Regions from separate parts of the Homo sapiens genome. Here region 1 is linked to region 2. Evidence: read pairs that join two places in POLR2A ChIA-PET (ENCODE). Cell type or tissue: Caco-2. All regions are shown on one strand. Each heading gives the region's core, and the rest is flanking DNA. Links, peaks and the distances in the headings are about the cores only.

The links. Peaks named below come from ENCODE experiments on the same cell type or tissue, not always from the same donor. Only the 100,000 strongest peaks of a DNase experiment are listed, where the experiment ranks them.
Region 1: POLR2A ChIA-PET joins it to region 2 with 5 read pairs; 19 of 35 experiments call an interaction of 5 or more read pairs at or near these places.

What each region holds. Positions count from the first base shown.
Region 1 is chr1:244,640,829-244,652,210 of GRCh38, reverse strand. No RefSeq gene overlaps it. Among named protein-coding and RNA genes, the nearest start is that of DESI2, 6.6 kb to the left of the region's middle. RefSeq lists enhancers at 1-414, 8,936-9,489. In Caco-2, for the core only: no CTCF peak of the experiment used is centred there; no DNase peak of the experiment used is centred there.
Region 2 is chr1:244,817,013-244,830,243 of GRCh38, reverse strand. No RefSeq gene overlaps it. Among named protein-coding and RNA genes, the nearest start is that of COX20, 12 kb to the left of the region's middle. RefSeq lists an enhancer at 13,056-13,231. In Caco-2, for the core only: no CTCF peak of the experiment used is centred there; DNase peaks (open chromatin) are centred at 8,863 and 9,933.

The sequences.
Region 1 (11,382 bases), core at 6,114-8,613, 180 kb after region 2:
TAAATTGGCTGCACGGGGAAGATCGCTGTAATGAGTTTTAAGCTGAAATGTGAATGACAAAGCCAGCCCCGCAGATATGAGGGGGAGGAGTATTTCAGTCAAAGGGAACAAATGCAAAGATCTGAAGCATGAAGGAGTTTTCTGTATTCAAGGAAACAAAAGATCACTCTTGCTGGGACACAGTAGGCAAGGAGTCGACGGTACTAGATGAGCTGGGCAGGTAGGCAGAGGCCAGATCCCGGAAGGATTTTAAAATTCATAACAGGGGTTGTATTTTAAACGAAGCCATAAGTTTGGACCAGGGAGTGAAATGAGTGTGCGTGTGTTTAAAAATGATTACTTGGGTTGCTGTGTGGAAAATGGATTTCAGAGAGGCAAAGGAGGTGGAAATAGGGAGATGAGTGTGGCAGATTGTGAAAATAGCCACAAATTATTTCCAGTCTCCCAAATTATACTCTTTGGTGGTGTCTACCCCCACTGACTGCACTGGACTGTGACTTGCTGTGGACGTGGGACATTAACATCGTGCAAGCAGAGGCTTAAAAAACACTTGTGAGTTGGGGCTTGCCCTCTTGCTGAACTTGGGAGTCCTGTGACCACCATTTTAGGAATGAGTGTGGGCTAGCCTGATGGATGATGAGGGACACGTGGTCAAGTCACGGCCCACATCCAGCTGACAACCAACCAACTGCGAACATGTGAAGCTCTCCCGGACTATCCTTCCCTGGCCACAACCACATGGATCGGACGAACTGACCAGCCAACCCACAGAATGTGAGAAATAATGTTTTAAGTCACAAAGTTTTGGGGGTGGTTATGTGGCAAAAGTTAATCAAGTCCACCAATTGGATGCTGTTCCAGAAGTGCATGCCAGCAAGTGGCTTCGTTGTGGCTGATAGTGGTGGAGACCGAAATAATTAGAGTTTAAATATTTTGGAGTAAAGTCTGTGGAACTTGCTAATGGGTTAGATGTTGAGTTGGTTAGGGAGAGAGGATTCGAGAATAACTTCTAGATTTTTGACTTGGGGAACTGAGTGGATAGTCCTGGCACTTCTAAGATGTGAAACATTTTGGGGAGGAGCAGGCTGGGGGTAGGGAAATCAAGAGCTATGGTTTGGTCATGCTAAGTTTGAGATGCCTTTTAGACATCCATGACTGCCAAGTAGTAGACATTTGAATAAACTGGAGTCATGGCCATTTATAGACTTGGGGCTTGGTTGGATGACCTAGGAATATGTGTAGCTAAAAAGAAGTGGGCCAAGAACAAAGCTCTAGGACCCTTCACCATGTAGAGGTCAAGTAAAGTATGAAGAGGAAGCACGGAGGCAGGAGGAAAATCAGAAAGAACATGATAACATTGATGTCAAGACTATTGGATTCAGCAATATAGAAATCACTGGTAGCTTTGATGTGAGCGGTCTCTGGGAGGAGTGAGATTTAAATAACTGCTTTAACAGTTTGAGAAGCAAATGTAAGGTGACAAAAGGGAGACAACTTAACTTGGGGGCAACAGCTGGATAAGGCGGTGTGGTCAATGGAGGGCATTTTGAAGATGGGAGATGCTGAGGCATACTTGCATGTAAAGGGAGAAAAATTGATATAGGAGAGGGAAAGATTTGCAAGGGCAAAGAAGGGAGAGGGATCCAGGACACAAGTTAATGGTTGCTGTTTAGTAGGGGGGATGCTTCATCTGTAGTGATGGCATAGAAGGCAGATGCAGGTGCACAGTTACGGCATAGAAGGCACGGAGACGGGTAGGCAGGTTAGAAATACGGGAGTGTAGGAAATGAGGGTGTTTATTCCTGATTTACTTTTACTTTCTCAGTGAATTATGAGGCAAGAATGTCTTCAAAGAGTAAGACGTGAGGAGAGGGGCATAGGGAGTTTGGAGAGACAGAAGGTGATGTAAAATAGAGGAAATAAGTAAACTTGGAAAATATGGTTTGTCAGGTAGTGTTGGGGGACAGTAAATGCTGTGCACATCATTACTTGACTGTCCTCTGGAAGGTTGTTGACAAAGTTCTAAAACCTGTTTTTGGTGCATCAGCTGCCTTGCTTCTCTTTCCTCCCATGGTGTTCCTCCCCACCTTAAGCAATTACAAACTACGTAATCACATCTGCTAAGCCCTTTTTCCTGTGAAAGGTGGGGAAAAGGCACTGTGCATTTGCACCTTATTTAGTCCTGGCTGCAGTCCCCATAGATTCACTTTAACTCTTACTGTACACACTCCCTTTGCCCTTTGTGATCTCATCCACTCTCAGCTGTAACTGTTGCATGTATACTGAAGAGCCGCATGTCTCCATCTTCGGTGCTCTTCTCTCTCCAGAGTGCTAGGCCAGTATAACCTACAGCCTCTTGGACTTCTCTAACAGGATGTGTTGGTTTCCCTTGGCTGCAAATTGCCACAAACTTAGTGGTTTAAAATAACACAAACTTATTTTCTTATAGTTCTAGAGATCAGAAGTCCAAAATGGGTCTCCCTGGGTTAACATCAAGGGCTGTGTTCCTTCTGGAGACTCTAGGGGACAATCTGCTTCCTTGCTTTCCCAGGTTCTAGAGGCTGCCCTCATTCCTTGGCTCATGGCTCATGGCCCCGTCACTCCAGTGCCCACCCCCCACCCCACACGCCATTTCCATCATCATGTCTTCTCTGACTCCCTTATTTCTCCTTCTTACTTATGAAGAGCCTTGTGATTAGATTGGGCCCACCTGATAACTGAGGAGTCTCCCTCCATCTCAAGATCCTTAATCACACCTGCTAAGTCCTTTCTTCCTATGAAAGGCAACAGCCACAGATTCTGGAGATTAGGATGTGAACATCTCCCGGGGGGGCTGGGATTCTGCCCTACCACACAGGATGGCCCATGGTTACTTTGAATTTATCAGGTACAAAATAGAATTCATCATCTAATGATGGAATGAGTTATGCTGCTCATGTAATTCAGGTATTGATCCATCAATAATGAATCATCCATCCTTCATTCATTGAACAAGTGTTAAATGAGTACCTTTGATGTGTCAGCCTCTGCGTCACTAATTCACCTGTGATAGAACAGACATGATCCTACTCTCATGAAGCTTACAATCCAGTGAAACACAGAGAAGAATATATATATTCTTACATATATATAAAATAAATGTAATATAAAAATATATTCTTCTTTTTTTTTTTTTTTTGAGATGGAGTTTCACTCTTGTTGCCCAGGCTGGAGTGTAGTGGTGCAATCTTGGCTCACCACAACCTCCGACTCTCGGGTTCAAGCAATTCTTCTGCCTCAACCTCCCAAGTAGCTGGGATTACAGGTGCCTGCCACCACGCCCGGCTAATTTTTTTTGTATTTTTGGTAGAGACCGGGTTTCTCCATGTTGGTCAGGCTAGTCTCGAGCTCCCGACCTCAGGTGATCCCCCTGCCTTGGCCTCCAGGCCTCCAAAAGTGCTGGGATTACAGGTGTGAGTCACTGCGCCTGGCCAAAAATATACTTATATAATAATATTCTTATATTACATATTATAATATATAATCTGTATTATATATTACATTTTATTTATATATATTATGTATTATATATCTGTATCACTAATTCACTATGATAGAACAGACATGACCCTACCCTCATGAAGCTTATAATCCAGTGAAAGAAAAGAATATAGTTACATATATCCTATAATAAAATATATAATATAAATTCTTATATATAGAATTATTCTATTACATAATATACAATAGAATATAAATATTCACTCATAATTTTATAATTTAAATTGAAGGAGACAGTAGTAGAACATAACATGCAGACTTATTTGAGGTGGTTGTCAGGAAACGGATGAACAAAGAGAATTTAGTATACAGAATTGTAAATTGGGTATTAGAGGGCTGAAACAAAAAGGGAACACTGAGGTGTCAGAAAGCTAGAAACAGCTAGGACACTTAGGTCTGGGGGAATAAAGAGGTCAGAATTGAAAGATTTTTGAAGCTTGCAGGAGAGCCCTATTAAGCTGGAATTGCAAACCCTGAAGAGGAGAACTGCTGGTCTCTGGTATTTCTAAAGGGGCACAATGACATCGGCCCTGGAAAGTTTTAAAAACTTCGAGCTAGGAATTATCCACCGCTGCTGAAATCAAGCGCTACTGCTGCTAGATGAAGAAGCCTGCCTACATTCCTGCTGACCGGAAGGTAGAAAACAGGAAGTCCCTCCTCCTCCTGCCTTCCAGTCTCCCACCAATATCCCTCCCTAGATAGAGAGGCCCCGGCAACAGAAAGCAAAGCATAGAAAATCACTATTTCTTAGGTGGCCTGGGAGAGATCTAAGCTGCCCAAACCATTATAAAGGAAAATTAATTTTAAAGCTTATTGCTCTCTGTGTTGTAGAGATGAACTGAGTCTGTGTTTTATTTATTGTTCTGTTCCAAATTACCCCAAAACGTAGCAGCTTAAAACAGTTTCTGAAGGTCAGGAATCCAAGAGCGGTTTAGGTTGGTGTTTCTGGCTTTGAGTCTCTGGTGGAGCTGCAGTCATCTGATGGCTTGACTGGGGCCTGAGGATCTGCTTCCAAGCTCACTGACAGATCAGCTGGCAGGAGGCTTTAGTTTATCACCACATGGGCCTGTCTGTAGGGCTACTTATGACATGGTAGCTGTTCCTCCCAGAGCAATTGATCCAAAACAGAATGGGAGAGTCATCAACAAGAAAGCTGCAGTGTTTTATAACCTGGTCTCAGAAGTGACCTACCCTTACTTTTGCTATATTCTGTTGATCATACTGACCAACTCTGGAGCAATATGAGGTGATACTGCACAAGGGTGTGAATACATGGATCACTGGAGCCCATCCTGGAAGCTGGCTACCACAGATGGCTATCTAAAACTCTGTCACCTCCACTGAGGTGGTAGCCAGAGTGAAGAATGGCTTATGTGTTCCAGACCCCTGCTGGTTTCCTGTCTGCTCCACCATGAGAAATATTTGAGAGGTCATGCTCAGCTCCCCCCACCCTACTCCCCATGCCCCATCCTCTGTTAGATCAGTTGTTATTGGTTGACTATACTTACTGCAAGATTTGGATATACAGTGCAGTGTTAGAAGATGGGCATATGAATTCTCCAGTAGATCTTGAAACTGTTTATTTTCCACTTCAAAATGACCAGGTCCCTGAGAAGATAGCCTAGTTAGACAATTCAGGGGACAATGGTGCTCTTTGTCTTAGACGTCTTTAGTTATGAAGTTATGCATAATTGGAATTGATATACTTGACTTTTGAAGCCATTGGTAATTGTACCAGGTTGTTCAAATGAAAGTGAAATGTGATTGGCTAGGTTTTTGATAATGCTTTGCTAGTCTATATCTGGAGGTTATATTTCAGGCAAGACAAATAACTTTCCCTAGATAGGTGGTAAGGGTTCAACATAGCTCACTTCTCAATTCTGTGCCTCCCTCGTCTCCAAGAACATGATCCCCTATTGGTGACAAGATGGAGGTCATCCTTGTTGAAACTTGGGCAGTCAGCTTCCCTAGTGCCTTTTCCATTCTTAATGGGTACAACATTGATGCCACAACAACATGGCACCCAGGCATCTAGTCTACCATGGCATCTGTTCTACCGCGATCAGACCAGACATGAACTTGCTTTGTTAGTTATCTAAATGAGGATATCTACTTAGAAATTCCATAGAATAGGTAGATCATTGAATATTGTTGTTGATGTGAATGTGAACAGTTTCTCATCCTCTTTTCTCACTGGGATGGAAAAGAACAGATTTGCAGAGTCAGTAGTTGCATGCCGTATACCCAAGGTCTGATGAATCCGCCCTAGCAGTGACACCATATCTGGCACACCAGCTGCAACTGGTGCTATTACCTGGTTGAGTCTGCGGGAGTCAACAGTCATTCTCTAGGATCCATCTGTTTTCTGCAGACTGGCGATTAAACAAAGATACAACAGGGACCACCAACCCTGCATCTTTTAGGTCTTTAATGATGGTAATAATATCTGCCTCCCCCTGCAACCCGCCAGAATAACAGTTTTCTCACTTTGTCGGGGTTTGTGGAGGGGCCAGTTTCAGAGGTTTCTATTTGGCCTTTCCCACTCTGATTGCTCCTGCTTCACAAACCAAGGGCCTCGATGTGGGCGTTACTCCCACGGCCAAGTATATAATTCTAAGTATGTGCTTTGGAGACTGGGAGAGGCCCCGGGGTGGGTGGAGCCACTGTGGCTCTCATAGGCCCTCACTCTAAAGGGGAGGCTTGATGACACTTTGGGTCTCTGGGTATTAATGTCAACTGAGACCTGTGTGTAATAGTCCTCAAAATGTCTGCTTATTCCTCTTTCCCCAGGAAAGTCACCTGAGTAAACAGCCACAGGTCTCTGGGGGAATTGTCATGGTATATATAATACTTGCCACAGTGTTGCAGGATCCTTCTTCCTGGGAACCTGGCCGCCTCTTCAGTCAATGGGTTCTGGGTCTGAAAATGTACTCTGGGTCTCGGGACTGAGCAAGGGACCATGACTTTTTACTGGGGCAATGTCCCTCAGCCTCTTCTTTCATTCTTGTTTGTTATTATTATTGTAGACATTAACCAACAGCCTTGTAGGTCGGGGGGCACCTGTTGCCCTGTGAGGCCGAGGCTTCTGCAGCATCTTGTAGTACAGCAAAAGGGCTAACCCTTAATAGGGAGCAGTGGGCCATCTCTGCGTGCCCAGAGGCGGGTGGGAGGGGTGGAGGTTGCAGAGCTCAACACCTTCAGAGGCATCCATCCAGATTTTCCTGTCCTAGTTTTTAGGATCAAAAGTTTTCTCTACCAGGGCCTCAACGGCCCAGTAACAGACCTAAAGTAGCTGTGTGCAAACATTTCTGGAGCCCTGTGACTCCCAGGTCTTCAGCTTAGTGTTCAATTGTGTCTGCCTTTTTACTATTGGTGACGATGACCTCTTTATAAGAGACACTGCTTTTTATTCTTATCTCCATTAGCTGCTATGGCTCTCGGTCTCCACTTTGTGCAGGTCATTAGTATAACTCAATCATGTCTTTGTGATCCCCATGTTTTTCAAATCCCTTTACCATTGCACCTGCCATAGCTTTCCCCTCCACCAGGACATTTCCTCGGGTCACTATCAATGAAAACATTAAAAACTGAACCACCACCTACAGCCCAGGACTATCGCTGACCACATATCCCTTAGGATGGCTTCCTGTCTGCCTTCTGGGTGCTGGGTGAGCCAGTCCCAAATTACCATCTGACTGCCTGATTTCTCAGACCGCTCACTTATGACTTGTGCTAATCCAGGTCCTCTGAGAAACAGTTACTAACATGGGATTCAATGTGCAAGGATTTCATGCAGGGAAATACTTGTGTGAAAGGAAATAAAGAGCTGTGGAAGTTGAGAGACTTACCAGAGAGAGAGCGCGGGAGAGAAATGGTGCAGATTGAGATTGGATAGAGTTGCCTAAACTGCTGTGCAATCTAAGGAAGGTTTGGTAACACCTTCGGGAGTCCTTGAGCCAGGCTGATAAGAGTCCTGTGTCTACCAGCACTGGGTCTTCCTTAGTTTCCTCACTGCACTCGGTCACAGGTGGGGAACAGCCTGAGGGGCTGCAGGCTTGGTGCAAATGTGGTGATGAGTTTCAGAGGGCAGCAGCTGATGCTCTGGGTCAATTACACTCCTGCAGTGGGAGACTTGTGAGGGACAATCTCATGGCCTCCAGGAACCACTGATCTTCCTGCGAGCCTACTTACCACTGTGACAGGAGGGAAGCCAGAGTTCATGAGTAATGAACTTTCACGAAATATTCAATTCTTAGTTTTCAGCACAAGATCTAATTCTCTCTTGCTGACTCGAGGATTTTGATCCAGCGATTACCTCTTTCCTCCTGTATCATCAGTTTCTCCTAGCTACTGGATTATTTCCACCCATATTCAGTAACCTCTTCCTGACCTCACTTGTGCTCAGGTGCCTGCCATTTCTTTGCTCCTTGTCAAAAAAAAAAAAAAAAAAAAAAGTGAGGTGGGGGGAACTTCTTGAAAGAGTTGTCTGTACTTGCCTCCACTTCTTCATTTCCCAGCTCTTTGCTCACAGTAAGAGCAGCTTTACTTTTTATGATTAATTAAAACATTTAAGTACAATGTGGTGGGAAGTAGGAAGAAAGCAAATAGCATCCAAAATTACATCATTTTGTTAGGGGGAAGGGAAGGACAGGGAGTGATTTGTTAAAGCAGTGGTCCCCCACCTTTTTGGCACCAGTGACTGGTTTTGTGGAAGACAAGTTTTCCATGGACAGGGCATGGGGAAGGTGGGGAGCGGGAATGGTTTCAGGATGAAACTGTTCCACCACAGATCATCAGGCATTAGATTCTCATGTGGAGTTTGGAACCTCCATTCCTTGCACGTGCAGTTCACAATAGGGTTCGCACTCCTACGAGAATCTAATGCCACTGATCCGACAGGAGTTGGAGCTCAGGCGGTAATGCTCTGGTGGGGGTTGGGGACCCCTGTGTTAAAGGATACAAATTACAGCTAGATAAAAGGAAGAAGTTCTCCTGTTCTATAGCACTGTAGGATGACCGTTAGTTAATAATGATACAGAGTTTCAAATAGCTAGAAGGAGGATATTGAATGTTCCCAACACAAAGAAATGACAAACGTTTGAGATAATGGATGTGCTAATTACCTGATCTGGTTACTATACTTTATATGTATAAAACCAGCACTATGTACCCCATAAATATGGACAATTATTATGTCAATTAAAAAATATTTTCCTCAAAAAATGACATCATTTGAAGTTTGGTGACTTCCTTTGTCTTTACGTGCATACATATTGGTTTACATAGAAAGAACATTTTCCAGGCTGCTTTTCTATTGTTCCCCTTCACCCCAGTTTGGAGGGCCTTGTTTCTCTCTCTCTCCATCTCCATCTCTTGATACAGCCCCACGCCCCCTGTCGTGTACACACACGTGCATGCCTGCACACACAATGGTACGTATACTGCTGAAACGGGGCAGGTTCTCTTATCCCCCTGGCAGGGCATGCGATAGGCGTGTGGCTTGCTTCTTTGGTTCTCTGCCGCTCACACCTCTGGGAGAGCATGCAGACGGGCAGGTTGTGGGGCTCCGACCCCGGGCAATGTCTAAGGGCGAATGTTTACAGCCGAAGCCCCAGTGGGTGTGTGTTACAGGGTGTTCGTTCAGTTGAGCTGTCCATAGCAGCATGTGTTAATCAGCTCAATGAGGCCCTTGCCTTATTGCAAGGACAGAGGCTTTCTGTATCTTGGGTTTCTTGCCTTAGTGTACCCGAAGAATCAGATCACACGTGGGCTTGATTGAAGAATGAATGCAAGGTTTTATTGAGTGGAAATAGCTCTCAGCAGATGGGGGAGCCAGAAGGGAGATGGTTTTCCCCTGGAGTCGGGCACTTGGCAGCCAGTCTCTCCTCCCACCGTCCCGGCCAAACCCCCAAACTCCGCGTGGTTCCGCTGATCAATGGCCTGCCGGCTGTGCTCTCCAGCCCATGTGCTTCTCTCGGTGTCCAGCCGCCTGTGTGTTCTTTCGCTAATGTGTGTTCCTCTCGACGTCCAGCCGCTTGTTGTCTCTGCCCACTAGGGTCTTGGGGTTTTTATAGGCACAGGATGGGGTCGTGGCAGGCCAGGCTGTTCTTGGGAAATACAACATTTGGGTGTGAAGGCAGGAGTGCCTATCCTCACCTAGGTCCGTGGGCACAGGCCTGAGGGCGGATCCCTAGCCAGGGACCTGCCTTTCTCTACCCAGCACTTCCCTGTCCCCCGTCCATATCACTGCCATGCTTTCCTCCATGTTCTCAATCACACAACATTTATTTTGTTTGCATAAAAATAGGATCAGACTATAGATGCTTCCCTGCAGCTTGCTTTTCTCATTTAACAAAACCTTGTTAAAAACCTTCTAAGTCACTTAGCACAGACTTTGTGGTCAACGTACAATCAAACATTTATTCAACCACTCCCTGTTCACCTGTTGCTAGGTGTTAATTCTCTTTCTAGAGTTTTGCCACAGTAACTAATGATGCCATCTCTCTATATATCTGTATCTATCTATATGTATAGCATCTCTATCTATTCATCCATCCATCTACACCCACACATATACACATATCCTGATATACTGGTCCTCCCCATCCCACTGTGTGGAACGATTCCTAACAGTGGGGTTGCTGGGTCCAAGAGAGTCTGTATTTTTAATTTTAACAGATTTTGCCAGATTGCTTAAAAAAAAACTACAGCGATTTACATTTCCTTCAGAACTGCAAGATAATTTCCTTCCCATCCCTGACCCCCATTCCTTCTCAAGTATTATCACCCTTTGGAGTTTTTGCCGTCAGGTGAAAAATGCTGCCACACCGTGACTTTGGTTTGTATCTTTCCGACTGCCAGCCAAGGTTGAGTTTCCTTAGTGGATAATTACCTGATTTTGAAGCCAGTCTGCCTGAGTGTGAATTCCAGTTTCATCACGTACCAATGATATGCGCTTAGTAGATTTATTTACCCTCTATGTGCCAGTTTCCTCATCATCTCTATAATGGGATAATAATAGTTCTTGTTTCATAGGGTTATTGAGGAGGTTTGGTTATTAGAAAAGATCCTGGCATATAATAAACACTAAAAAAATAGTTGTTTTAAATATGTTTATTGGCTGTTTGGATATGCTATTTTGTGGGATGACTGCAACTTTGCTCATTTTCTATTGGGTAGTTTGTCTTTTCTCCCCCTATCTAGTTTCAGATCTTGTTTCACCTCTTTCATTAAATATTTTAAAGTTTTCTTCATATAGGTCATGTTCTTCTCATATTAAATTTATATAATTTGTCACTGCAATGAATAGATTATTTCTATTGCTAACAGATTGTAACTGTTATAGAGAAAGTATTGATTTGTAAATATTTGTCTAGTATAGAGCCATCAAATTCTGTTATTCTGGTAAAACTTGTTGTGAATTTTGGACTTTCTTAGCACATAATATTATTTAAAGAGAGGATTTTGTCTCTTTTTTCCCAGCATTTGTACTGTTTATTTTATTTTTCTCCTGTGACGTCAGAACTTTCAAAACAGCGATGACCAGCAGGTATCTCTGTCCTATTCTTGATTTTGGTGACATGAGCAATTCTTTGTGGACAGCAGCTTTGATCAGTGCCCGTGGAATTTCATCTTGCTTGTGATCTTCCATTCTTGATTGCCTGCACTGTGGATTTCAGACTTGTTTAGCCAGGCTCCACGATCACACAATCCAATTCTTTTCAAATATATCTCTTCAGAGGAGAGTAAGCGCGCGCTGGCGCACACAACACACACATGCACCCACACACACTCACCCACGCACCCCCCCCTCTGGTTCTGCTGCTCTGGTTGAACCCGGAC
Region 2 (13,231 bases), core at 7,734-10,233:
ACTTGAGGTCAGGAGTTCAAAACCAGCGTGGCCAACGTGGTGAAACCCCGTCTCTACTAAAAATACAAAAAAATTAGCCGGGCATGGTGGCGCATGCCTGTAGTCCCAGCTACTCGGGAGGCTGAGGCAGGAGACTTGCTTGAACCCGTGAGGTGGAGGTTGCAGTGAGCCAAGATCGCACCACTGCACTCCAGCCTGGGCAACAGAGTGAGACTCCGTATCAAAAAAAAAAAAAAAGATATCGTTTTGTTCCTGTTACATGGGGATTTGGAAAGAATGTGCATTCTCTATAATAGCATTAAACCAAGCTTATCAATTGTAATATGTTGTATATTATCGTTATATATAAGTATGTAAAATATAATAGCATTCGGTCAAGCTTATCATTCAGCCATATTTGTATTGTAATGGTTTTTCATTGCAAGCAACAGACTCTGACTCTAGTTATCACGAACAAGAAGAAAAGGTCTTCCCTCTGTTGGGAAGATGTGGAGAAACTTACCGAATTGAAGAGAAAGCCGAAGAACCAGGTCTGGAAAGGGACAGCATTCAGGACACGTCTGGCAAGAACAAAATGAGTGGCTCTTCAGGATTCCCTGCTAGGAATCATGGCCGTGGCCTCTCCAGTCTGACGCCTTATATTGTGCTTTGTGTTTTTATCATGTTGTCTTGTGAGACTGACTCCCTGTGTGTCTGGCGGTCGATACAAGTTATGATTCCAGGCCGGGCGCGGTGGCTTACGCCAGTAATCCCAGCCCTTTGGGAGGCCGAGGTGGGCGGATCGCCTGAGGTCAGGAGTTCAAGACCAGCTTGGCCAGCATGGTAAAACCCTGTCTCTACTAAAAGGACAAAAATTAGCCGGGCGTGGTGGCGCGTTTGTAATCGCAGCTGCTCGGGAGGCCGAGACAGGAGAATCGCTTGAACTTGGGAGGTGGAGGTTGCAGTGAGCAGAGATCACGCCACCGCATTCCAGCCTGGGCGACAGAGTGAGATTCTGTCTCAAAAAAGAAAAGTAATGATTCTAGAAGCCGGGAGTGAGGTGGCCATTTAGCTTAGTGGCAGAGCAGAACCTCTGATTGATTGATTGATTGATTGATTGATTGATTTATTAAGGCAGAGCTTCACTCTCGTTGCCCGGGCTGGAGTGCAGCAGCGCAATCTCGGCTCGTGATCTTGGCTCACCACAACCTCCACCTCCCAGGTTCAAGGGATTCTCCTGCCGCAGCCTCCCAAGTAGCTGGGATTACAGGCATGTGCCACCACGCCTGGCTAATTTTTGTATTTTTAGTCCAGATGGGGTTTCACCACGTTAGTCAAGCTGGTGTCGAACTCCTGACCTCAGGCAATCCACAGGGCCCGGCCTCCCAAAGTGCTGGGATCGCAGGCGTGAGTCACCGCGCCCAGTGAAAACTGTTCTCTTAAAGGGGTGCCTTCCCTCCGGTGGCTGTCAGTCCCCTGGGACCCCGCCCGGAGTTTCCGCTTTCATTCCCTCCTGTGGGAGGAAGTGCAGTGTCAGGAATCGCATCCTAGAGGTGCGGTTATCTGCAGGCTACAGGATGGGCTGAAGGGAAACAGGGACGTCACTTTAGGGGTTTGGGATGGGGGCTTTGCTGGCAAAACTTACTTTTTGAGGTTCTCTCTTTGGCTTGTCTGGGGTTGTTTTTAATATGTTGGGATTAGAAATCAATGTGATTCCAAGTGTCTTGTACTCAGAAAATTTTAACTGTCTTGGTTTGCTGCTGCTGCATTCTCCTGGCTTCCCAGCAGTTACCAGCTTATTTATATATATAAATTTATATAAATAATAAATATATACATATACAAGTTTATATATAATCAATAACAAATATATATATTTATATATATTTTTTCTTTTTTTCTTTTTGAGACAGGTCTTGCTCTGTTGCCCAGGCTGGAGTGCAGTGGTGGGATCTCGGCTCACTGCAAACTTTGCCTCCCGGGCTCAGGTGATCCTCCCACCTCAGCCTTCTGAGTAGCTGGGACTACAGGTGCCTGCCACCATGCCCAGCCTAGAGAAGGGTTTTGTCTTGTTGCCCAGACTGGTCTCGAACTGCTGAGCTCAAGTGATCCACATGCCTCGCCCTCCTAAAGTGCTAGGATTATAGGCGTCAGTCACCGTGCCAGGCCTTTTATATTCTTTCTGTCATTTCAATAGGTTTTGGAGGAAAGAGTGATAAAAGTTTGTGTTCAGTCTTCTATAACCAGAAGTCTGCCTCAGTAGTATTTGTGTATGTGAGTACTCACATGAGTGTGTGCATATGTGTAAGTCTAATAGTACTACAGGGCTTGTAAAGAAAACCAGCTGGCCGGGCATGGTGGCTCATACCTGTAACTCCAGCACTTTGGGAGGCCAAGGAGGGTGGATTACTTAAGGCCAGGAGTGCGAGACCAGCTTGGCTGACATGGTGAAACCCCGTCTCTACTAAAAATACAAAAATTAGCCAGGCGTGGTGGAATATGCCTGTAGTCCCAGCTACTCGGGAGGCTGAGGCAGGAGACTCACTTGAACCTGGGAGGTGGAGGTTATAGTGAGCCAAGATCACGCCACTGCACTCCAGCCTGGATGACAGAGCGAGACTCCGTCTCAAAAAAAAAAAAAAAAAAAAAAAGCCAGCTCTTTTCTTTCTGCACATTTCTCTCTACGCTGGAGTTCTGCACCCTGCAGGTAATAACTTTGGTCTCTTTTGGCCCTTTCTTCTGCCAGTTTACCTTCTTATTTCTAAATAAAATGTTCATTCTGCTATTTCTTGATTTTTTTCATTTGAGGTGTTATCTATTGATAATGAATATTTAGCTCCATTTTCTGCACCCTTCTCTACCCTCATCCTCTCAGTGTGGTTACATCACATTTTAAAAAAGTTAAAACCGCCGGGCGCAGTGGCTAGTGCCTGTAATCCCAGCACTTTGGGAGGCCGAGGTGGGCGGATCACGAGGTCAGGAGTTTGAGACCGACCTGTCCAACATGGTGAAACCCTGTCTCTACTGAAAATACAAAAATTAGCCGGTCGTGGTGGCAGGCACCTGTAATCCCAGCTACTTGGGAGGCTGAGGCAGGAGAATCGCTTGAGCCTGGGAGGCAGAGGTTGCAGTGAGCCAAGATTGTGCCACTGCACTCCAGCCTGGGCAACAAGAGCAAGACTCCATCTCAAAAATAAATAAATAAATAAATAAAATAAATTTAAAAAAAAAGTTAAACCAGCATTCAGTGTGTGCATTGTCGTGATGGTGTAAGTATTGCTCATAGCTGAGCCATGCATAGTACTATGATTTCATTGCTTATAAAACTTTTTATTGTTCCTGGAGTTAATAACTGTTTTGTTTATTTGCTGAATTTTGTTGAAGCCAACTCTTACTGGCCCTTGAGAGCCGATTGTGGACATCCTTTGCCAACTCTGCGTGCAAATGTTGGTAGTTTGAAATCAGCTACGGTGGAAGTATTTATGCCACAGAAATCAAACAATGCTACAAATCAGGGCCTCTTGTTTTTTGGGCTTTTTGTTGTTATTTTTCAGAGAGGTGGTTTACCAATACACCACTGAACATACCTATCCATTTTTCCCTGGAAATTCTCCTACAGAGTTATAAAACTCTCCACAATATGGCCAAATGTATCACATGATCCACCTGTCAGTACTTTTTTTTCTTGGAAACATCACCCCTGGAGTTTTTTTTTTGTTTTTTTTTTTTTCGAGACAGAGTCTCTCTGTGTCGTCCAGGCTGGAGTGCAATGGCATGATCTCAGGCCACTTCAACCTCCACCTCCCGGGCTCAAGAGATTCTCCTGCCTCAGCCTCCCGAGTAGCTGGGATTATAGGCGTGAGCCACCACGACTGGCCTCCCCTGGAGTTTTTGTCTTCCTGCTCCAGTCAATGATGGCTGCTTTCTAAGACTAGTTCCCACTTGTTGTCCTGGAGGGTCTTGTAAACTCATGCTGAACCACCTGCTCCTCCATTCCACATCATTCTTTTCTTGGCTTACTCCTTCATTTTGGAGAAGAGTATCCTTCAGCAACTTCCTGGAAGTTACTGAAGAGAACTTTTTGCAGAGAAGGTATATATTTTAAGATCTCATATGCCCACAATATTTTTGCTCCTTTCAACTTCAATACCTGGTTAAAATTGCATTTCTACAATTATTCTCCACCAGAATGATTATCCCTCCTAGATATAAAGCAGTCTCCTACATAACCATAATGCTGTTATCACAACTAAGAAAACTAGCAATAATTCCAGAATACCATCTAGCATATAGTACATATTCAGAGTTCCCCAAGTGTTCAAAGAAATTTTCCCAATTGTCTAAGCTTTTGTTGTTTTCAGACATGCTGCTGCCTATGGTTGCTATATCTCTGGGTTTCCTTAGTCTAGGACAATCTCCCCATCTTATTTTTTTTATGACATTGATTTTTTAGGAAGTCTAAGGCGATTGTTTTGTAAAATGTCCCACATTCTGGATTGTCTCTTGGTGTCATTTAACTTGTCTGTCTACTATCCCTTTCTTTCCTCTAAACTGGAAGTTCAGTCTAGGGCTGCCTAATCCAGTATCATAGCCACAAGCCTCATGTAGCTCTGGAGCCCTTGCAATGTGGTGAATACAGCTGAGGAACTGAATTTAAATTTCATTTCATCTTTGTTAAGTTGAATTTAAACTGAAAAACTGATACTCAATTCAGTGATAGGAAAAATGTATGTGTGGAACAACTTGGAGCTAGTTTTTCAATTGCAAATTTTATGAAATCTAAATACAGATCAAGTATTTCCAATGAAGATTTAGCATCTGAATTGAAATGTACTTAAAGTGTAAAAACACATGCTGAAAATACATGACTCAGTACAAAAAAGAATATAAAATATTAATTTTAAAATATGGATTACATGTTAAAATCGTAATATTTCGGATATACTGGGTTAGCTAAAGTATGTTTTTAAACTAATTTCACCCCGGGCTTTTCTCTTTTGTTTTTACTTTCCAAATGCAGTTACCAGAAAATTTTGAATTACATAAGTGGCTTACATATATTTGTATTGACATGTGCTGGTCTAGGAGCCTGATTCAATTTAGGTTAAACATTTTGGGCAAAAATACTTCTAGACGATGTGGATTTCAAATTTTATCACATTGGAAGGCACATACGTCAGATTGTGCTACCATTAGCGACGCTAACTTTGATCACTGGGTTAAGATGGAGACTGCCAGAACTTGCCATTGTAAAGATACGCTTCTCGCTTTCAATTAAAAACCCATGCAAATATCCTGTTACCAAAAATCTGTTCACCTAATGGTTTTAGCACTTTGTGAGTATCCTTGACGGAATCAGCGATTACACTGGAGTTAGCAAATGTTGACCTTATTCTGTCAATCCATTTATTAGCTAGCATTCGTCTGTGAAGCACTCCCGCCTCCCTTTTCATATACATGTATCTTTATATGAAATATTTATTTAATGGGTTTCAATTAATTATGGTTATTCTTTTTGAAGCCCACATCCTTTCCTTGAACATTCCCTGGCCATTTCTTCAAGGAACTCTTGTTTGTTTCAGTGGGGATTAAGTTGCTTCTTAAAGCCCCTTGAGATGAATTTTTTTTAAGTATAAGAAGAACACTGAGGCCGGGCACGGTGGCTCACACCTGTAATCCCAGCACTTTGGAAGGCTGAGGCTGGTGGATCACTGGAGGTCAGGAGTTCAAGACTGGCCTGGCCAACATGGTAAAACCCTGTCTCCGCTAAAAATACAAAAATTAGCCGGGCATGGTGGTGGGCACTTGTAATCCCAGCTACTTGGGAGCCTGAGGCAGGAGAATTGCTTGAACCTGAGAGGCGGACGCTGTAGTAAGCCAAGATCATGCCAGTGCATTCCAGCCTGGGTGACAGAGCGAGACTCCATCTCAAAAACAAACAAAACAAAAGAAAAAACCATTGATACAATTTTATTAAAGATAATGCTTTGTATATACATGTCAGTTCCATCTACATTGCTGATCATAGAATGAAAGCATTGCACCTTGTTTTTGAGCCATTATTTTCTTTAAATGCATATTAAAGCTATATCTTGGCTGGCCTTAGGTTTCATATCTGCAAAACTGAGATTATAATACATCTCTGAAAATGAGGACAAGAAATAGAATATGCAGAGTTCTGGGCTCATTCTTGTTGCTGTGTCCCTGGAGACCCAAGCTGGGCAAGCCTCTGCTCCTCATCATTATCATCATCATCTCCCCAATTCCCAGTTCTTTATTATTATTATTATTTTAAAATTTCAGTTGTCTCTGACAGAAAGACCCTGTCTCCAAAAAAAAAAAAAAAAAAGCGGTACATTCCATGGCTGTATGAGGGTCCTTAGAGTCAATCTTTTCTGAAATATATCCATATGAATTTGAGATTAGTTATCTTGAAGTGCATAGAAATTACTCATATTCCTAATACATTTATTAAGCACTGATGAAGGGATACTTATTACCCTTTTTTTTTTTTTTTTTTGAGGCAGTGTCTCGCTCTGTTGCCCAGGCTGGAGTGCTGTGGTGTGATCTCGGCTCACTGCAATCTCCACCTCCTGGGCTCAAGCGATCCTCCCACCTCAGCCTCCCGAGTAGCTGGGATTACAGGCGTGCACCACCACACCCACCCAGATAATTTTTGTATTTTTAGTAGAGATGGGGTTTCACTATGTTGGCCAGGCTGGTCTCAAACTCCTGACCTCAGGTGATCTGCCCGCCTTGGCCTCCAAAGTGCTGGGATTACAGGCTGAGACACCTCACCCAGCCCAGAATACTTACTAACTTTTTAACGTATCAATATTTAAGGACTTTGACATAACTCCTTTTGCAAATTTTAGAATTATTTTTTCCCACCTAAACCAATATACATTTACATTTGGGTTGTACATGCATATAAAAACATGCACATTTTACTGGGCTTTATACCACTGTTTGAGATGGCAGGTAGTGAGTGACACGGAGGGGCTGGGGGCTGGGGGACCTCTTGCCAGCACCTTGAACCCACAGTTGCACCTCAACTCTCTCCAGCTCTGCCACCTTGAGCCAGTCACTGGACCTCAATTTCCTCCTCTATAAAAGGAGGTATTAGTGTCTCTCCCTCACAGTGTAACGTTGAATCAAAGATGTTAAGAGATTTGCTTAAGGTTACGCAATTATGCAATTAGTATGGATATCAGACTGTTTTTTGTTTGTTTGTTTCTTTTCATTTGAGAAAGAGTCTCGCTGTATCACCCAGGCTGCAGCGCAGTGGCGTGATCTCGGCTCACTGCAACCTCTGCCTCCGGGCTCAAGTGATTCTCCTGGCTCAGCCTCCCGAGTAGCTGGGATTACAGGCGCCCGCTACCACACCTGGCTAATTTGTGTATATTTAGTAGAGACGGGCTTCACCATGTTGACCAGGCTGGTCTTGAACTTCTGACCTCAGGTGATCCAACCTCCTTGGCCTCCCAAAGTGCTGGGATTACAGGCGTGAGCCACCGCGCCTGGCCCTAAGTGGACGCTTTCTTTCCAGCAATCCTTTGTGGAACTTCTGTTTTGCATTTAGAATGGGAAAATCGTGTTTGTATTTGAAGGCGAATTTTCAAAGGCACAAGATGTTAAGTCCTAACCCTGAGAACTGTTTCATGGGCAGCAATATCAGCTAATTAAATTTGAAAAAAGGAAAGACAAAAGGAGAAAAAAGTTAAAAATAATAGCATACAGTTAGGGAGCCATTGAACTTCTGTGCAAACTTATTTGGATTTTGTTTGGTTAGTTGGTTGTTTTTGTTTTTGTTTTTGTTTTTTAGACAGAGTCTCACTCTGTCACCAGGCTGGAGTGCAGTGGTGTGATCTCAGCTCACTGCAACCTCCGCCTCCTGAGTTCAAGCGATTCTCCTGCCTCAGCCTCCCAAGTAGCTGGGATTATGGGCGCCCGCCACCATGCACAGCTAATTTTTGTATATTTAGTAGAGACAGGGTTTCACCACGTTGGCCAGGGTGGTCTCGATCTCTTGACCTCATGATCCACCCGCCTCGACCTCCCAAAGTGTTGGAATTACAGGTGTCAGCCACCGCACCTGGCCTGTTTGTTTGTTTTTTGAGACGGAGTCTCGCTCTGTCGCCCAGGCTAGAGTGCAGTGGCATGATCTCGGCTCACTGCAGTCTCCACCTCCCAGGTTCAGGCGATTCTTTTGTCTCAGACTCCCAGGTTGCTGGTATTACAGGCACCCACCACCACGCCTGGCTCATTTTTATATTTTTAGTAGAGATGGGGTTTCACCATGTTGGCCAGGCTGGTCTCAAACTCCTGACCTCAAATGATCCGCCTGCCTTGGCCTCCCAAAGTGCTGGGATTACAGACATGAGCCACCACGCTCAGCCCCTTAATTAATTTTATTTATTTTTATTTTTTAAGACAGAGTCTTGCTCTGTTGCCCAGGCTGGAGTGCAGTGGTGCGATCTCGGCTCACTGCAACCTCTGCCTCCTGGGTTCAAGAGATTCTCCCACTGTTACTGGAAAGGGGTCCCAATCCAGACCCCAAGAGAGGGTTCTTGGATCTTGGGCAAGAAGTAATTCAGGGCGAGTCCATAGAGTAAAGTGAAAGCAAGTTTATTAGGAAAGTAGAGGAATAAAGAATGGCTACTCCACAGACAGAGCCGCCCGAGGGTTGCGGGTCGCCCATTTTTATGGTTATTTCTTGATGATATGCTAAACAAGGGGTGGATTATTCATGCCTCTCCTTTTTAGACTATATAGGGTAACTTCCTGACGTCGCCATGGCATTTGTAAACTGTCATGGTGCTGGTGGGAGTGTAGCAGTGAGGAAAACCAGAGGTCACTTTCATCACTATCTTGGTTTTGGTAGGATTTGGCCGGCTCCTTTACTGCAACCTGTTTTATCAGCAAGGTCTTTATCAGCTGTATCTTGTGCTGACCTCCTATTTCATCCTGTGACTCAGGATGCCTAACTACCTGGGAATGTAGCCCAGTACATTTCAGTCTTACTTTACCCAGCCCCTACTCAAGAGGGAATTGCTCTGGTTCAAATGCCTCTGACATTTCCCCCCTCCCTTTTATAAGAGAATCCTTAATCCTAAGAGTTGCAGAGGGACAAAGATCCATCTTCTGCAACTTCTTCAGGCTGAATAGGGGCAATTATATTACTGCCCAACTACTGGGTCTTTTGCATTCAGGGTAGAGAGGAGCTCAGTCAGAAAGCATCCATATGGTGAGGGCCATTCATAACTCTTGAATTCCGACAGAAGGTGATATCATAAGTGTTAAATTTAAGAAAACGTTGAGTAAACTTATCCTCATTTTTACACAAAGAGTACAACAACAATATATTCCACAAGAGTAAAGCAAAATAAGTAAAATTATTCCAAGTAAACTAAATTAGAAGGCTTCCCATCAACTGGGCAACTGTTGGAACTAAGCTGATACGGGGTTGTTAGCAATTCCAATGCATGCCCAGAATTAGAATACTGATCCAGATTTTTACATTACCCATCCCTTTTTTTTTTTTTTTGAGCTGCAGCCAGAGATCACTGGTTGGTTCACAGGAATAAGCAGGGTTAGCCTAAATTACAGAAACAAACTTAAAAACAACTCATGAGACTAGAATCTAATAACAGGTGTATTATAGTTCTTGAAATATAATTTTTCTCTCTCCAGTTTCTCATTTTTACTAAATACAAATCATGGTAAGGCCGATTTACTTTATTGTATTTGGTCTGATTATTTGTATAAAATGCAGCAAGAATAATTATTTTTCACAAAAGGTGTTTTTAAATTGGCTTTGATGGAACTCTGTTCCACAGAAGGAATCTTAGATAAGACTTTTTCAGAGCCGAGCCCTGCCATGGGTTTGTATCCTCAAATACCTGTGGGATGAGTACATTCCTCCCATCTTGGGATCCCAGATAACTTGGGGCTCCTGGGCCTGTTGGAAAGTGACATTCTTTACTTCCCATGGGTCAGAAACCCTGTACAGGGACTGTGTGGGCAAGGTATGAGGCCTGTTTTCCCAAGGGGCTTTTATTGGCTCTGTAAGTCAAGTTTAATTCCTTAAAGGAAAAACACACCATTCCGGTTAAAGCCTTGGTAAAATAACCAGCTTTTCCACTTGTGTCCGGTTACAAAAGAAAAATTATTGTTGCAATTAGGCAAATAACTATATTGCCATAAGTTAAGAATACTCTCTAGTTTGCAAATTCTGGAGAAAGCAGGTACAGAGAAACAAATATGCTCCAAAGTTTGTTCATAGGAGTATATTTTACTCAATTGTTAAAAAATGCAGGCCAGACGCGGTGGCTCACACCTGTAATCCCAGCACTTTGGGAGGCCGAGGTGGGCAGATCACGAGGTCAGGAGATCGAGACCATCCTGGCTAACACAGTGAAACCCCGTCTCTACTAAAAATACAAAAAATTAGCCAGGCATGGTGGTGGGTGCCTGTAGTCCCAGCTACTCGGGAGGCTGAGGCAGGAGAATGGTGTGAACCCCGGGAGGTGGAGTTTGCAGTGAGCCGAGATCACGCCACTGCACTCCAGCTGGGGCGACAGAGCAAGACTCCGTCTCAAAAAAAAAAGAAAAAAATGCAAATAGCTCAAAAGAAAAGTTTTCTTGACTCTGAAAAGCAAAACAAAGGATCAATAATATTTTAAGCAAAGTCAAAAAGATGACTTCAGAATTACTGACTTGAGCTGCTGCAGTTATCTCCTGCTGTGTTTGATATTCACGGACATTCCAGTTCTCTGTGAGAGTTCTGAAAGTTTTTTCCTCTATTTTAATATCACAATTTCCAAAGTTATCAGAAACCTGCATTTAAGAATACCTGTTAGAGTTCTCTAGTTGATTATAAACCACCTTTTAAAGAGTATTAAGACAACAATTGTCTGTGGATGGCAAAATGTCTTAGGACAGCCACAGTCAAAAACATGATTGACAAAGGATGTTTTTCTTTGGCCTGATTATTTGTATAAAGTGCAGCAAGAATAACTATTTTTCACATAAGCTTTTTTTTTTTGCTTTTTTTTTGAGATGGAGTCTCGCTCTGTCGCCCTGGCTGGAGTGCAGTGGTGCTATCTCAGCTCACTGCAAGCTTTGCCTCCCGGGTTGACGCCATTCTCCCGCCTCAGCCTCCCAAGTAGCTGGGACTACAGGCGCCCGCCACCACGTCTGGCTAATTTTATTGTATTTTTAGTACAGATGGGGTTTCACTGTGTTTGCCAGGATGGTCTCGATCTCCTGACCTTAAGATCTGCCTGCCTCGGCCTCCCAAAGTGCTGGGATTACAGGCGTGAGCCACCACGCCTGGCCCACATAAGCTGTTTTTAAATTGGCTTTGATGGAACTCTGTTCCATAGAAGAAATCTTAGATAAGACTTTGGTTTTTTGGTTACCTCTGTGGCATACAATGATTTTCTGTAACAATTATAATTATTAATAACATATACTAAGTCATATCAGAATTATAGGAATTTCCTATTATTTTGGAACATATGCCAATAACACATTTATACAAATACAGCCCAAAGAAAAGCAAACACCGTTTCATATTTGACAATGTTTCCTGTATGAGTTTTGTACCAAATAAGCCGAATTTCACCTTTACATTAGTGTACTATTAATGTTAAACCCAATTCTTTTTTTTTCCCCTTTTTGAGACAGAGTCTGGCTCTGTTGCCCAGGCTGGAGTGCAGTGGTGCAATCTTGGCTCACTGCAACCTCCACCTCCTAGGTTCAAGCGTTTCTCTTGCCTCAGCCTCCCGAGTAACTGGGATTACAGGCACGTGCCACCGTGCCCAGCTAATTTTTTGTATTTTTAGTAGAGATGGGGTTTCACCATGTTGGCCAGGCTGGTCTTGAACTCCTGACCTCAAGTGATCCTCCCGCCTTGGCTTCTCAAAGTGTTGGGATTACAGGCGTGATTCACTGCACCCAGCCAAACCCAATTCTTAATAAAACCCTATAGACACATTTACCCAATTTTAATGTTTGACCCTAAGGTAAGATTCTCATAAACTTTTTATAACCCTTTACAATTTTTGTTAAAGAGCAGATCATAAGCAGATTTTTGCTTCAGGAAAAACCTGTTGTGTTTTTTTCCAATGTTTAATTTATGCAAAAACTGAATAATACCCAACTTTAGCCAATATGTTCATACACAGCAAGGTAGGTAAACTGAACAATTTCCAAAAGTCAAAGAAGCAGTTTATAACCTCAAAGCATTTAGCAAACATCTGACCTGCATAAGTTAGACCAAATATTTACATTTTTGAAGATATTTTTATTTTACCAATAATCTTTAAAACTGTTTCCCAAAGATTACTTAAGTCACATGAACTAAAAGGCATTATACTTTATACTTTTCTGTCAAAATATTTGATTTAAGCACTTGTTTTTAAGCCAATCAACCCAAGCTCTTTTATATGTAAACGTCACACACACGACACACATAAATACGCAGACAGACAGAAGATAAAGGACTCATTCCTCAAGCCAGGAATTGGACCCTGAACCCAGGCTGCCACTGTGGAAAGAGAAAGCACAGCCACATGGTTACAAGGTCGAGCTCCCAAGGACATACAAGACAAGAAGGGAACCTCATCCAGTTTTTTTCAGGGACCTGCAGCAAAGTTTTTGTTTGTTTGTTTGTTTTGAGACGGAATCCCACTCTGTCGCCCAGGCTGGAGTGCAGCGGCGTGATCTCGGCTCACTGCAACCTCCATCTCCTGAATTCAAGCGGTTCTCCTGCCTCAGCCTCCTGAGTAGCTGGGATTACAGGCGCTCACCACCACGCCCAGCTAATTTTTGTATTTTTAGTAGAGACGGAGTTTCACCATGTTGGTCAGGCTGGTCTCGAACTCCTGACCTTGTGATTTGCCCGCCTCAGCCTCCCAAAGTGCTGGGATTACAGGCGTGAGCCACCGCACCCGGCCGAAGTTTTTAACTGACCAGTGTGCTGGGCCGTCTCTGAACAGCGGGCTTATAGGTGTCCTAGGCCCTCATTCTGTCCTAAGATACTCCTCTCCATCACAGAACACAGAAAGACAGGCAAAGCACACCAGATTCACTACAGTTTAAGATTAGCCTCGCAAATCCTTTCTTCCATTCATCAAAACTTCATAGAGGAGATAAACAGTGATTTTTACCATTTAACCCATTTGCACAGAGAGAGAGGAATGCATTGCCTGAGGCAGGGTGGGGAAGGTGAGGAAGGTGAGGAAGG